Regions from separate parts of the Homo sapiens genome. Here region 2 is linked to region 1. The links are chromatin contacts, found by Hi-C or POLR2A ChIA-PET in ENCODE. All regions are on one chromosome and are shown on one strand. The core of a region is the stretch at or near the end of the contact, and the rest is flanking DNA. Distances in the headings are between cores, read along the strand shown. Region 1 holds the start of ZNF783 (zinc finger protein 783). Region 2 holds the start of GHET1 (gastric carcinoma proliferation enhancing transcript 1).

Region 1 (7,694 bases), core at 2,079-4,578:
TTGCTGTATGCCACGTGAGGATACAATGAGAAGGCAGCCGTCTGCAAACCAGGAAAAGAGCCCTGCCGGGAACCAAGGCAGCCTGAGCAGACTGAGACAATGACAGTGATTATGGTGATGGTTCCAGCTCAGGGATATGGTATAAATAGTTCATATGGCCTTTTTTTTAACCTCCACCTCTTTTATTCCATTGTCCTTCAGTGCCTTGGAAAAAGCTTCTCAAGTGCCTCAGCTTACCCTGGTATCTGATTCACAAGCCCTCATTGTGCATGCGCAATGGGCACAGTCCTGGTTGGTGCTGCTAAAAGCCTTGTTGGAGAGACAAATCAACATCTCACTCCTCAATTTCATTCATCCTTCATGGTTAAATCACCATCAGGTCCTAACTTCCAAAATTACCTCAAATCCATCCATGTTTCTCCTTCTCCACTGCCAGTGTCTAGTCCAAGTTCCCATCACCTTGCTTGGCCTGGGCCACTGCGGTCCTGCCCACCTGATTTCCCCACTTCCAGCCTTCTCCCCCACTTCCAGCCTTCTCCCCCACTTCCAGCCTTCTCCCCCACTTCCAGCCTTCTCCCCTACTTCCAGGCTTCTCCCCGACAATACACTTTCCACAGAGTAATTGTTAATCTTTTTTTTTTTTTTTTTTTTGAGACGGAGTCTTGCTCTGTCGCCCAGGCTGGGGTACAGTGGCGCAATCTCGGCTCACTGCAACCTCCACCTCCCAAGTTCAAGCGATTCTCCTGCCTCAGCCTCCCAAGTAGCTGGGACTACAGACGCCCGCCACCACACCCAGCTGATTTTTATATTTTCAGTAGAGACAGGCTTTCACCATATTGGCCAGGCTGGTCTCAAACTCCTGACCTTGTGATCCGCCCGCCTCAGCCTCCCAAAGTGCTGGGATTACAGGCGTGAGTCAGTGAGCCACTGCTCCCGGCCTGGTAATCTTTTAAAAACACAAATAGATCATTTCAGTACCCTGCTTAAAACTCTTCAATAGCTTCCCAGTGTACCTGGCATAAGATCTAGACTTCTTCATGGCCCAGCCGACCTCTCTTGACCTTGAGCCATCCAGTTCCTGTCGTGCTCCAGCCATGCCAGCCTCCTGTGGATTCCGAGGACCCACCCGGCCCTCCTCCAACTTCACATCAGCTCTCAATATGCATCCTCTGTATGCCTGAGTCTCTCTCGTTTTTAAGATTCTAGCATAGACAACGCATCCTAGAGATTTTCACTGCCCCTCCCCCTTAGCACTAGTAATCTATAATTGCTTCATTCATTCAATAACAATTACTGAACACCTATCATAGTAAATGTACAGTGAAGATGAAGAAAAAACTGATGTGGTTCTTCCTTCTCCAGGAGAAAAATTCTGTATAGGAATACTTATAAACAACAACAGTGTGATAGGATGGGCTAACAAGAGTCCAGGGCAAATCTGTCCCTTTTGGGGAGTTTTTTGGGATCTCAAGTGCTGCAAGAAGGGAGGAGCAGGTGGACAGGAGTGATCTGAAAGGTAGTGAAGCAGTGAGCCCCAGGCTAGGGGGAGTGGATGATGTCACCTTCTAGGGCCCCCTCTTCCCAGGGAACAGGACTATAAACCTGCAGAATCCTCAACGCTTTTTCTCTCCCTTGCACTCAGGGAACCCAAAAAGAAGCTCAGCACACTCACTAAGAGGAGGGAGAGGAAGTTATACTTTAATAAAAGTATCCAGAAAAATCAAGGTTTCAAAACCTTCACTGAGGTGTATTAATAATAGTAGGTATCATCTATTGAGCCTTTACAAGCGTTTTCCAGTATGTCAAAAATGGCCAAAGGATTATAATCTCCCAATTGGACATACTGCACTATATCAAACCAAGATTCTAAAATCTGCTAAACTGGCCTAACTTATATAGATGAAGATGCCAAAAAAACTGATGTGATTCTTCCTTCTCCAGGAGAAAAATTCTGTATAGGAATACTTATAGTGTATTCTTATGAATAAACTTATTCATATAGATATGTATCTGGACAGATAGATAGATAGATATAAATGAGACAGGCACCTGCGCCTGTAATCCCAGCTACTTGGGATTGGGAGGCTGAGGCAGGAGAATACCTTGAACCCGGGAGGCAGAGGCAGAGGTTGCAGTGAGATGAGATCCCGCCACTACACTCCACCCTGGGTGAGAGTGAGACTGTGTCTAAAAAAAAAATATATATATATATATATATACACACACACACACACACACACACACACACACACACACACGTATATATATATACTTTTTTAATTAAAAAATTTTAAAATGGCCGGGCGCGGTAGCTCTCGTCTGTAATCCCAGCACTTTGGGAGGCCGGGGCGGGCAGATCACGAGGTCAGGGGTTCGAGACCAGCCTGGCCAACATAGTGAAACCCAGTCTCTACCAAAAATAGAAAAATTAGCCAGGCGTGGTAGCAGGCGCCTGTAGTCCCAGCTACTTGGGAGGCTGAGGCAGGAGAATCCCTTGAAGCCGGGAGGCGGAGCTTGCAGTGAGCCGAGATCGTGCCACTGCACTCCATCCAGCATGCGCAACAGAGCGAGACTCCCTCTCAAAAAAAAAAATTAAATAAAATCTGCTACAGTAATCTTTTTTAAAAAAATCTACTATCTCTCTTGTAAACGACACAATCTTTCTCTTTGGCAAAAGTAGAATATGAGGCGTTTTAAAGTGTCTAATTCCAAAATCCCTGCCCCGGCGTGAGGCTCCCGCCTCTAATAGATGCGTGACCCTGGGCCTGTCCCTTCCCATCTCAGCCTCCGCTACTGTCCCGTGGGGCTGGCGGCCCCTGCCCGCCCAGCCTGCTGTAGGGGGGGCCGCGAGGCCTCAAATGGGACAATACTCCTAAGGCGCGGCCTCCTCGTCGCCGAGCGTGACTCTGGGGCCCGGCCTGGCTGAGGCCGCAGATGGGCCGGATCGTCAGCCGCTGACGTCGGGGCCCCGCCCGCCGGGCCTGGCATTTGGGCCGCCCGGTCAATGCCTTCGACGCGGGCTGGGCGATGGGCCGGGGGCAACGAGCGCGGAGGCTGCGCGCAAGGCCCTCTCACCCCGCGGCCTCGCGCGGCCAGAGTCCCTCGCGCGGGCTCACGCGGCGGCGGCCTGGGCCTTCCGGGCGTCCGCGGGGCCGAGGGCGCTTACCCGGGCAGGCGCCGCTTCGGCCATGGCTGCCCGCGTCCCTCGCTGGGTTGCAGTCCCTGGACCCGGCCTGTCGGGCCCGGGGCGGCGCGGCAGCGACGGCGGAAGCGGAGCGGGACCCGCCTAACCTGAGAGCTACTGCCGGGCGGCAGCGAACTGCGTCCCGAGCCACGTGCCCCGCTGGCCCTTTAAAAAAGAGCTGCGCTCGGCGGCCGAGCTTGAGGACGCGCACAGCGCCCCCTGCAGCCCGTAGGACCGCACGCCCGCGGCCGCCGCCCCGCGCCCTCCCGAGGCCTTCAGCGCCCGCGGCGTCCGGGACCCAGGCGCGGCCACCCACCCTCACCCGGGGCGCGGGAGTTGACGCCAGGGCGGGCGTGCCACGGCCTCCAGCGGGGCTACGTCAGGCGTAAGCCACTCCCGGGCCAGCGCGGCGCCCAACCTCTCTCTGCGTCCCACGCGGGAGCCGGGAGGGCTGCGGGAAGGAACCGCGCTGGAAAGTGCGAAACCTCGCGAGGGAAAGCTGCGTGGGGAACGGGGTCGGCCCTCGCCGGGGCTCCAGTCCGGACCGAGACTCTGTTGCAGCGCCTCCCACGCACCACAGAACTGAGTTGGGGAAAGTAAAAAGGATACGTGTGTACCCAGGGAGAAGCCAGGGAAACTTACATGAACGTTTTTAAAGTCTCTTTTAAATTTGACAGAACAAACGTGAAGATGGTAGGATTTTTTTTTTTTTTTTCCTAAGCCTGCCCTCCCCTCCTGAGGACTCTGGGGTCCCTTCCTCCTCCCGGGGCCCGCCTGGTGAAAGTCCTCAGCCACCCACGAGGACCCTTCTGTAGCTTTGGTCCAGGCTGAGATCACAGCAAGTGTGAATCAGTCCATCCCTCATTTAGGCCCTGAGGCATCTTGAATAAACCGCAGGACCCATTTTCCTCGGCCTGTGCTGAGGCATATTGAACTAAATGTGCTGTATGCAGTTGAAGCTTTGTTTTCTGTCTTTTCTGCATTTCCCATTCATCTCACAGTCTTTGTCCAACAAGCTGGCAAACTCTTCCCGCTAGAAATCTGCAGTTTTGTTTCTTTCTGTGTTTGGGTTTGTTTGGGGTTTTTTGGTTTTGGTTTTGTTTTTTCTTTTTTGGGGGGGGGGGGTGAGGGTGAGAAGTTATTTTCACAAATATTTGAGCCAAGCAAAAGCGTGGTCAACTATCAGAAAAAACACAAACTGATATCCTAAGTAAGGTGAACCCCAAAATTTGCGGAAAGGTTAGGACGTGTTACTTTAAGGTAACAAATCAAATAAATATTTGGCATTATTCATTTTGGAAATTCTTGTTGAACTATCCCAATCTAAAACACAAACTGCAAGTATGCACTAAAGACATTAAGAGCATCCCTAGGATCTTATCAGGGATCAGTCCAATCTATTCAGGATTATAAAATACCAGTAAATGGTGACGTTATAGAATAACAGTTAAGGTCCAATGCAAACAGAAAGGGTCAGGAAAATGGGCCAGGAGCCGTGGCTCATGCCTGTAATCCCAGCAGTTTGGGAGGCTGAGGCGGATGGATCACCTGAGGTCAGGAGTTCGAGACCAGCCTGGCCAACATGATGAAACCCCATCTCTACTAATACAAAAAATTAGCTGGGTGTGGTGGTGAGGTACTCTGGAGGCTGAGGCAGGATAATCGCTTGAACCCGGGAAGCAGAGGTTGCAGTAAGCCGAGATCATGCCATTGCACTCCAGCCTGGGCAACAAGAGCAAAACCCCATCTCAAAAAAAAAAAAAAAGAAAAAGAAAGAAAGAAAGGGTCAGGAAAATGGGCTGGAGACAAAAATGCTAGGATTTAATGAGCTCTGTTGAGGAAAGAGTGCTATAATGTTTGACAGCTAGTCTTCGTTTTTTAGAAAAAAAGTTTCTCTAAGTCAGTGGTACTCAAACTTCAGTGTGCATCATGTTCACTGAGGGTTCTTGTTAAAAATACAGGATGCTAGGCACAAACCTCAACATTTCTAGGTCTGAAACAGGAGGGGATGAAAGTGATGCGAATTTGCAATTCTAACTAGTTCCCAAGAAATGCTGATTCTATTGGTCTGGTGATCACAGTTCGAAAACCTTGGCACTGTTTATCAGGGTCCCACAGCTACCTCCCATTCCCATGCTCAGATTTTATAAATATATTTAATAAACGAACACTTTGCACCATAATGTGGTTTCTGAGCAGACCAGCCGGGGTGTCAAGCCAGCTCTGATATAAATTAAAATTACATGGTGGCTTTTTTTTTTTAAGACGGAGTTTCGCTCTTGTTGCCCAAGATGAAGTGCAATGGCACGATCTCGGCTCACTGCAACCTCCACCTCCCAGGTTCAAGAGATTCTCCTGCCTCAGCCTCCCGAGTAGCTGGGATTACAGGTTCCTGCCACCATGCCAGGCTAATTTTTAGTATTTTTAGTAGAGACGGGGTTTCACCATGTTGGCCAGGCTGGTCTCAAACTCCTGACCTCAGGAGATCCACCCACCTCGGCCTCCAAAAGTGCCGGGATTACAGGCATCAGCCACCACGCTCAGCCTACATTCATCTTTAATTGTTAATCTGTCTCTTGTGAGTTTGTTTTTTGGGGGATCAGATTTCCAGGACCTGATTATCTCTGGGTGAACTGACAACATCCAGTGGAGGCCCAGTCCGTGGAGTAACAAGGGTGACTCCACCTGCAGAAGGTAGGGTTGTCACAATTTGAGGGCCACCAAAGTAGTACCCAGGGTCACTCAACAAGAGGTCAGCACACTCAAGTGCCATTGTCCCCACCAGAACATCCTCAGCCAAGAGATAGTGGCAGGTCAGAGACAGAATTCCTGTGGCTCCCTCATCCTCCAAGCCAGGAATGTAATTTAGATTAGGAGGTGGACCCACACAGAATTATAAAGATGTTAGGAACGGAAGCATTAGTAGAGGGAGACCAGAAGTACAGCCAAATCCCACTTCCTCCATAGAAGCCTTCTCTATTTCAGACAACACCCAGCTCTCTATTCTGTGAACACCCATTATACTTTCTCATTCAGCAAACATTTGCTGAGCACCTATGTGCCAAGCACCTGTGCTGAGAGCTGTGGAGGCTGATAGGAGTAAGACATGGTCCCTCCTGAGGCCAGGCGCGGTGGCTCACGCCTGTAATCCCAGCACTTTGGGAGGCCGAGGCGGGCGGATCACGAGCTCAGGAGATCAAGACCATCCTGGCTAACACGATGAAACCCCGTCTCTACTAAAAATACAAAAAATTAGCCGGGCGTGGTGGTAGGCGCCTGTAGTCCCAGCTACTTGGGAGGCTGAGGCAGGAGAATGGCCTGAACCCAGGAGGCGGAGCTTGCAGTGAGCTGAGATGGCGCCACTGCACTCCAGCCTGGGCGACAGAGCAAGGCTCCGTCTCAAAAAAAAAAAAAAAAAAAAAAAAATGGTCCCTCCATTCCCACAGCATCACATCCTGTGACTGTTTCTTGGTCTTATCTATTGTTCCCTTCCCACTGCAGCTGCACCCAATCAGGTAGGTCCTCACTGGCTCTTCCTTGATCTCACTTGAAACCTTCTAACATATCCCAAACCTCACACCCCCCAAAAAGCACAGTATAATTCTTATTAGTATTCCCAAATCACAGCTAGAATCAGGTCACTCTTTTGCTCAAAATTCTTCAGCTCCCCATTATCAACCGAATAAAATCCAGACTCCTTGAAGCCTGACCCAACTCTTAACACCCACTACTCTCCTTCTCACACTCCACCCTCCCGAAATTGGATGAACTCCTCTTCTGTACATGTCCCATAATGTCTCCTGACTTGGTCATGTCACCTCCATTTAGAATGTCCTTCCTCCCATCCTTAAAAGGCCAGTTCAAATACCACCTATCACGAAGTCTTCCCTAATGTCTCACATCTAAAATAATTGTTCTCTGAATGCTTAAAGCCTTTTACCCTCACTTATCTGAAGACATTACTATTCTATCTTATATTCCCTTAGTAGCCTGTAAGTCCAAGAGCAAGATTTATCCCTGTACCCCTCTGTAGAATTCTGCACAGGGAGGATACTCAGATATTTGTGAGTGAACAAACTCTAAGGCAGAATGGAATACTGTCCTCACCTAGGAAAGGGCTGTGCAAAGGTGCAGTAAAGGAAGAAAACTGATTTTGAAAGAACATAAACTCAATAAGGGCAAAGATCTTTTTTTTCATTGATGTGTATTTAAAATAGTGTCTAGATAACAGGGACTCAATATGTATTTGTTCAATGAAAGAAATGGATGAGGGAAGCTTTCACAGAAGGAACTTATAAGCCAAAACAGTGAAAAATAGTGTTTGGTTCAGAGAAGGACACTGCAGAGAGAGGGAGAGAGCATGGCTTATTCAGTAAGACAGGAGGCCAGACGTGGTGGTTCACAGCTGTAATCCCAGCACTTTGGGAGGCTGAGGCAGGAGGATCACTTGAGCCTAGGAGTTCAAGATCAGCCTGGCAACATAGTGGGACCCTGTCTCTACAAAAGGTAC
Region 2 (7,694 bases), core at 2,221-4,720, 270 kb after region 1:
AGCGCAGTGGTGCGATGTTGGCTCACTGCAAGCTCCGCCTCCCAGGTTCACATCATTCTTCTGCCTCAGCCTCCCGAGTAGCTGGGACTACAGGCATGTGCCACTATGCCCGGCTAATTTTGTATTTTTAGTAGAGGCGGGGTTTCTCCATGTTTGTCCGGCTGGTCTCAAACTCCCGACCTCATGTGATCTGCACACCTCGGCCTCCCAAAGCACTGGGAATACAGGTGTGAGCCACCCCACCCGGCCCAGAGAACAGCTTTGTCTCTTTCGAGAGAGAGGTGCACCCAAATGGGACCTCCAGACCTCAGTGGAGTGCACCGGATTTTATAGGCAGGCTTGAGGAGGCGGTGTCTGATTTACCAGGGACCCAAAGATGGGTTGGACCAGGTGTGACATCTACATAGCATGAGAGGAAGCTGGGACTACAGGCACCCACCGCCATGCCCGGCTAATTTTTTTTTTGTATTTTTAGTAGAGACGGGGTTTTGCCATGTTAGCCAGGATGGTCTCGATCTCCTGACCTCGTGATCCGCCTGCCTCGGCCTCCCAAAGTGCTGAGACTACAGGCGTGAGCTACTGCGCCCGGCCATGAGTATGTTCTTTAGTGGTGATTTGTGAGATTTCGGTGTGCACCCATCACCAGAGCAATATACACTGAAATCAATTTTTAGCCTTTTAATCCTCATCCCCTTCCTACCCTTTCCCCCACAAAGTCCCAAAGTCCATTGTATCATTTTTATGCCTTGGCATCCTCAGAGCTTATTTCCCACTATAAGTGAGAACATACAATGTTTGGTTTTCCATTCCTGAGTTACTTCACTTAGAATAATAGTCTCCAATCTCATCCAGGTTGCGGCAAATGCCATTAATTCACTCCTTTTTATGGCTGAGTAGTATTCCATTGTATATATATGCCACAGTTTCTTTTTTCTTTTTTTTCTTTCTTTTTTTTTTTTTTTTTTTTTTTTTTTTTTTTTTTTTTTTGAGACAGAGTCTTGCTCTGTTGCCAGGCTGGAGTACAGTGGTGTGATCTTGGCTCACTGCAACCTTCGCCTCCCAGGTTCAAGCGATTCTCCTGCCTCAGCCTCTTAAGTAGCTGAGACTACAGGTGCACGCCACCACACTCGGCTAATTTTTGTATTTTTAGTAGAGACAGGCTTTGACCATGTTGGCCAGGATGGTCTCAAACTCTTGACCTCGTGATCCGCCTGCCTCAGCCTCCCAAAGTGCTGGGATTACAGGCGTGAGCCACGGCGCCCAGCCCTATGCCACAGTTTCTCTATCCATTTGTTGGTTGATGGGCATTTGGGCTGGTTCCATATTTTTGCAATTGCGAATTGTGCTGCTACAAACATGCATGTGCAAGCATCTTTTTCATATAATGACTTTTTTTTTCCCCTCTGGGTAGATATCCAGTAGTGGGATTGCTGGATCAAATGGTAGATCTACTTTTAGTTCTTTAAGGAATCTCCACACTGTTTTCCATAGTGGTTGTACTACTTTACATTCCCACCAGCAGTGTAGAAGTGTTCGCTTTTCACCATATCAACACCAACATCTATTATTTTTTTGATTTTTTTTTTATTATGGCCATTCTTGCAGGAGTAATGTGGTATTGCATTGTGGTTTTGATTTGCATTTCCCTGATCATTAGTGATATTGAGCACTTTTTCATATGTTTGTTGGCCATTTGTATATCTTCTTTTGAGAATTGTCTATTCATGTCCTTAGGCCAGTTTTTGATGGGATTGTTTTTTTCTTGCTAATTTGAGTTCCTCGTAGATTCTGGATGTTAGTCCTTTGTCGGATGTATAGATTGGGAAGATTTTCTCCCACTCTGTGGGTTGTCTGTTTACTCTGCTTACTGTTCCTTTTGCCGTGCAAAAGGACAGCTAACATTCTTATAGTTTCTTTTTTTAATGTGCCAGTAAACTCTATGTGGCTTCTCAGTTAATCTTCCCAACACCCTATAAGATAGATACTTCGATTATGACCATTTTCTAGATGGAGAAACTGAGGCTCAAGCAAGGTAAGTGACTTGACCAGAGATAGCTAGCTAGTAGCTGGTGAAAACTAGGACTCAAGCTGAGATAATGTGGCTGCAGCCCGTGCTGTTCATCTCTAATGCCTGCCGGATTCTCACTGCATATCATGACACCTATTGGGGCATCAGTCAATTTGATTAGTCAGCTTCAGTGTCTTCATTTGTGGGGTTGTTGGAAACAGATGAGACAGGATCTGGCTGAGAAACAGCCCCAGAAACCTCCTCTCCCAGAATGGCACCAACCCCCCTTCCCTGCCTCTGAGCCTGGCCACTGGGTGGACTTCCAGTCCACATAGTAGACTAGATCACCCCCAGTGCATGCAAAGGCAGAGTGAAAGGTATAAACAACTTAGTCAAATCAAGCTGTACAATGAAAAACAAAAGGAAATAAAACTATTCTGGCGCACACCTTTTTCTTATTAATTTCAAGTTGGCTGCCAATGTTTACCTGCTTTGTTCTTAAAATAATCCATTCTAGAATTTTGCTAGAGAGCAACATCGTTTAGAGATTGTCATTTATGAAACTCTCACTCTCATTTTCCCCTCTTTTGAAATTAGGACAACATCTACCCATGTCTAGTTTTCTGGGGTTATTCATTCTCCTCAATGGCATTCATTCATTCATTCACTCAACACATTTACATAGCACCTGCTGTGTCCCAGATACTGTGCTAGGTACCAGAAGGAGTCAAACATAGTCAATGATTCTGCTTTTCCATTGGCTTGGGGCATCCAGGAACACATTTTCTCAGGCTTGGAGATGTGAACTCCAATGGGCAGCTGCCTGCCCTTCCCCTCCCCTTGCCTGCACCTTTACAGTAAGGTCTACTCGCCGCTGCAGCAGGAAGATCCTCCATTAGGAGTAAAACAGAGCTGTGAATTCGGCTGCCCCAGGAACAGCCCGATCCTTGTTGCTCCAGACACATCCCTACTGTCTTTTTGCTGTTCTTTGCTTTCGGCATGAGTTTCAGGTCTTTCAGAGCTTTGCCTCTGACACTTTCACAGAAATCTTTTCCACCCGCCTTTTCTTAGTCATCTTTACTTCGGACTTCCTGCTTCTGCCTTTTGTCCCTGTAGATTCTGAAGTCCTCAGGAACAATCCAAGATCTTCTGGTGTTTCAGATGCTTCCCCTTCACGTTCCTTAGGTGGTGGTTTCTGTTCTATCAGTTGGGGTTTAAGGAGGAGGCAGGGATCTTGGGCAGTGGGAGAAGCACCTCTGTAGGGAGCTGACTGCCAAGATGGGAAAGTGTCAGCCTCCAGGTAGTGGCGCTTGCTGGGATTTACCGACGCTGGAAGCACAGACTTTATCTGTAGGGCTCACAGTTTCCTCCAGGTCCCACAGAGCTGTCCGGAGGGTCACACAGCAAACAGATAAAGGAGGCCAGCGCAGATTGGGCGGCTCTCTGGTACCTTGCGGTGGCTGAGCCACTCAAGACAAACCGGGGGAAAGACGCCCTGATGACGAAATGCTAATTTTGCATATCTCTTTCCCAGGATGCTTAGCAACACGTCTGATTCTTGTTATTCAGTACGTTTTTCCAGCTATTGATAAATAGATGTGCCAGGGAATTCTTAGAGTATATATATATCATTAATATTGTAAATATAGTCATCAGTAAACTGAAACCAGAATATCACTGTAAGGGGAAAATGAACAAATTTGGGGGCTTTAAATAGTTCAAACAGTAGGAGGACTTATTGGCTGGTCCGAAGGTAGTGAGTTATCTCAATTGATTGTTCACAGTCAGTTACAGATCGAACTCCTTGTTCTACTCTTTCCCCCCTTCTCACTACTGCACTTGACTAGTCTTTTACGAGAGTTTCCACTCTCCTGGCATCCCTCGTTTCTTGTTTTCATCTCAATTTTAAAATGTTGAAAGTCAGCATCATTAAATAAAGCATGGAATACAGGGGGAAAACGAAGTACTATTCTTTTCTTCCAGAAACAAACAGTAAATTTGGGAAAACCCATCACAGACAAGAAGGAAAAAGAAAACAAAAATCAAATAAATAGTAATAGATACTACGGACCAATTATTGGTAAAGATGGTATAGTATGTCCTAAGAGATCAAAGACAGGAAATGGGATGAGGGTGAATAGGGGTTTTTCTTTTTCTTGTACTTTTTCTTTTCTTTTCTTTCTTTTTTTTTTTTTTTTTTTTTTTTTTTGAGACAGGCTGGAGTCTCTGTCACCCAGGCTGGAGTGCAGTGGTGTGATCTCGGCTCACTGCAACCTCCGCCTCGTGGGTCCAAGCGATTATCTTGCCTTAGCCTCCTGAGTAGCTGGGACTATAGGCGCGCGCCACCACGCCTGGCTAATTTTTCTATTTTTGTAAAGACCGAAGTTTCGCCATGTTGGCCAGGCTGGTCTTGAACTCCTAACCTCAAGTGATCCTCCTGCCTCAACCTCCCAAAGTGCTGGGATTACAGGCGTGAGCCACCGCGCACGGCCAGGATTTTTTTAATGTTTTAATATCAGTAGGATTAAGGACTGGTATTTGATGATACAACACTCAATGGACAAAATTAAGAGGCATTTCAAAGTCGACAATCCAGTTAAGTTTTGAAGCTAAGAGATGTGAACATTTTCAGAGAGAAAGTATTTTGGAGGAAGACAAACCAAGTCCAAGAGTTTGAAAATAGAGAAGGCGGAAGAGGGCAGAGTACATTGCGGGATGCTCACCACGTGAGGCACCAGAGCCACTTTCTAATCCTGGTTCAGCCCTTAGGTTCTTATGTAGCCTTTAGAAAGCCACGCAGCTGCCTCCTCATCAGAAACAAAGGGTCATTACACTGATCTTCCTTCCCTCTTCGCTACATGGAAGTATACATTCCTAACAGCCTCGAGGCAAAGTGTTGTTTGATGAGATTGTGGTGGTGTTGCAGTACAGTGTGACTGCCACAAATGTGTATACAACAAAAGAATATTTAAATTTTTCTTATAGGTGAAAGTAACCCAAGGCACCTTGAGGGCACATGTGGGTTTCCCAAGAGCTTCCCTGTGGGGTTTTTTGTTTTTTTTTTTTCTTTCTGAGACGGAGTTTCGCTCTTGTTCCCCAGGCTGGAGCACAATGGCGCGATCTCGGCTCACTGCAACCTCCGCTTCCCAGGTTCAAGCGATTCTCCTGCCTCAGCCTCCCGAGTAGCTGGGATTACAGGCATGTGCCACCACGCCCAGCTAATTTTTTGTATTTTAGTGGAGACGGGGTTCCTCCATGTTGGTCAGGCTGGTCTCGAACTCCCGACCTCAGGTGGTCCGCCAACCTCGGGCTCCAAAGTGCTGGGAATACAGGCAAAAACCACCACACCCGGCCTTGAATTGTAATTCTCAGGTGTTGAGGGGGAACCTGGTGAGAGGTAACTGAATCAGGAAGTCAAGACTTAAGGGTCTCCTCAATCTAAGTCCCGAGGCTTTTCCCGTACAGCTAGCTTGCTGCTTCTTCAATAATAGATATGCCTTAATTACAGTGATTGTTCAAGCCAACTGATGTTGCTATGATCACGTACCAGCTATGAACACAGGACTGTCACTGTATCTCAGGAATAATGGCAATTAAATGATATTGCAAGAGAGTAACAGTCTATTGGCCATAGTCACCATTTGATATTTGCAAAGGAATACATTTGTATTGTGTTTTATAAGGTACAGGGTATTTTCATATGACCTATTTCATTTAATATTCTTTGCAGTCCAGTTAAATTAGTATGACAGACATTATCATTTTACAAATGAAGAAACTGAGGTTCTGAGAGAGATCACATAAGCAGCCGAGAGTCAGCCACTGAGTTCATTGCTTGCAGAGCCAGAATAACCTTTCTTCCCCAAAAGTATTCTCTCTGCTACCCCGCAAAGAAAAACCAGCAATCAAACAATGTCAACAAAGCCATGAAACCAATTGCTGTACTATTCCAGTCAGTGGAAACATTGCTAAAAACTAAAAGATAGATGGATGGATAGTTAGGAGGGAGGGAGAGAGAGAGAAAAAAGTATGTAGTTGATGGTGGAATAACTGTTAATATGGACACTACGAAACTAACACGAGAGCAGAGTCAATTTCTCTGACTTTAGGTTGATTTCATTCCACAGATATGAGACTGCACAATTCTATCAGTCTTGATGACATATGTATCCTATCTCCAGAAACTTCCTAACCAGATAATATCTGCAAAGCAATAATGAATGCCCAGTGCAACTATAAGGCCAGCTCAGAGTAATATGATAACTTGAGGAAGAAAAGAGTTTGGCATTAGTTCTTTCCTAAGACGTATTTGAATAAGATAGGATTGTCAGATAAAATACAGGATGCCTGGTCAAATTTGAACAATAGTGTAAATAGATTTTTAGCATAAGTATGTCCCAAATATTGCACACTATATCCTACTGTCATTGCACAGACAGTAGTTTGAAGCCAAAATAATTTTGATTTGCAAAAGCGCGGCATTTGCGAAGAGAAAGGGGATATTTTCCAATACCAAAATCTTTATGTTTTACAAGAAAAGCAAAGCTTGGTGGATCCAGGTTTAGAGATAATACCATGAACCATCGTGTCCGAGGTGAGCAGTTTCCCCACCACACAGTAAAGAGGAAAGCTTCGTGTCTGCATCATTTCTAGGTTAACAGCTTGGGATTTTCTTCATCTTTGATCTTGCTAATACTGTATTAACACAGACAAGCTTAAGCACAGATGTGCAAAGTGTTTTACTTTTCAGTGTGAAATAGAATCATGCTATGTACATTACTTTGCAATTTGAAAAGCTTGCTCTCTTACCACTGCACTCTGCGGACCTTTGCCCTCTCCTGGATCCCTCTTCTTCATGCCTGACACCGTGGATAAGGAGGTGCGTGAGACATGGTTCATTCCTTAGGTCACCTAAACCTATGGTTCTCCTTATTCTCAAGGTACAATTCAGAGACGAGGGGACCTCCCTTTTCAACACGGAGCATGCCAGGCTCCTAAAAACACTTAATGTGCTCTGTCCACTAGTCATCTTCACTGGCAAGTAGTGGTGTGCTTAAGAAAAACCTTCAGGCAGGATCTTGGCTGTTCTGTATTGGGGAACAGAAAATGCTTTCCCACCCCAAAACCACAGCAAAAGGCTAGTCAAGTGAAGCAGTGGGAGTGGAGAAGGAACAAAGAAATCTGTAACTGGTTGTGATCAATTAGTTGTAAACACCACTGCACTCGGACCAGCCGAAACACAAAGGCACGCTGCTACTTATATAAGCCTCGAAAGTTCCATCTCTACCATAGTTACGGTGACTATTCACAGGAGCTAAAAAAAAGGAAGAGTATAAATACACCCCAAATAGAAAGCAAATGTTTAAAAAATAAAACTGTTAAACACATAGACTTTGTAAGAAAAAGGTCCTTCTCTCTTCAGTGACATTAAAGGAGCTCGGGCAACCCTGCTCAAAGCATTGTGGGTGATTTGCATGGAAACCCTGCATCAGCCACATCCATCAAAGACTCCCACGGTGCCCCCGGCGGGGCCTCAGTCTCACAGGGCCAGGACGTCTAGAGCGGGAGGGGACGTCCTCTTAAGAAGGAAGAGGCAACCCGCCGCGGGGGTGGGGCCGGGCGGGCGGGGGCCCCTTGGAATTCAGTGGCCCCCCCGGGATCAGGGGTCCCCGCGGTTCGGTGGTCC

What was found. A loop is a pair of places that touch in the nucleus more often than their neighbours do. ChIA-PET counts read pairs that join two places held with the same protein, here RNA polymerase II (POLR2A). Pooled maps may share reads with other maps.
Region 2: a map of B cell shows a loop between it and region 1 (7-fold over the local background). The contact joins the promoter of GHET1 here to the promoter of ZNF783 in region 1. A Hi-C loop is called at or near these places in 2 of 168 maps with a recorded cell type or tissue (B cell and CD4-positive, alpha-beta memory T cell) and 15 of 50 pooled maps. POLR2A ChIA-PET finds 5 or more read pairs at or near these places in 1 of 52 experiments (activated B cell).

Annotation. Positions count from the first base shown.
Region 1 is chr7:149,257,830-149,265,523 of GRCh38, reverse strand. It overlaps ZNF783 (zinc finger protein 783), which reads right to left and starts at 3,328. Exons shown (of 6, transcript NM_001195220.2): 1 at 3,167-3,328. The coding sequence starts at 3,190. LOC124901769 (a long non-coding RNA gene) reads left to right here and starts at 3,183. Exons shown (of 2, transcript XR_007060582.1): 1 at 3,183-3,877. RefSeq lists a silencer at 2,861-3,730.
Region 2 is chr7:148,983,303-148,990,996 of GRCh38, reverse strand. GHET1 (gastric carcinoma proliferation enhancing transcript 1) reads right to left here and starts at 3,470. Exons shown (of 1, transcript NR_130107.1): 1 at 1,568-3,470. It also overlaps RNY3 and RNY1. RefSeq lists enhancers at 3,124-3,173, 3,494-3,543, 3,111-3,611 and silencers at 3,754-3,823, 7,540-7,639.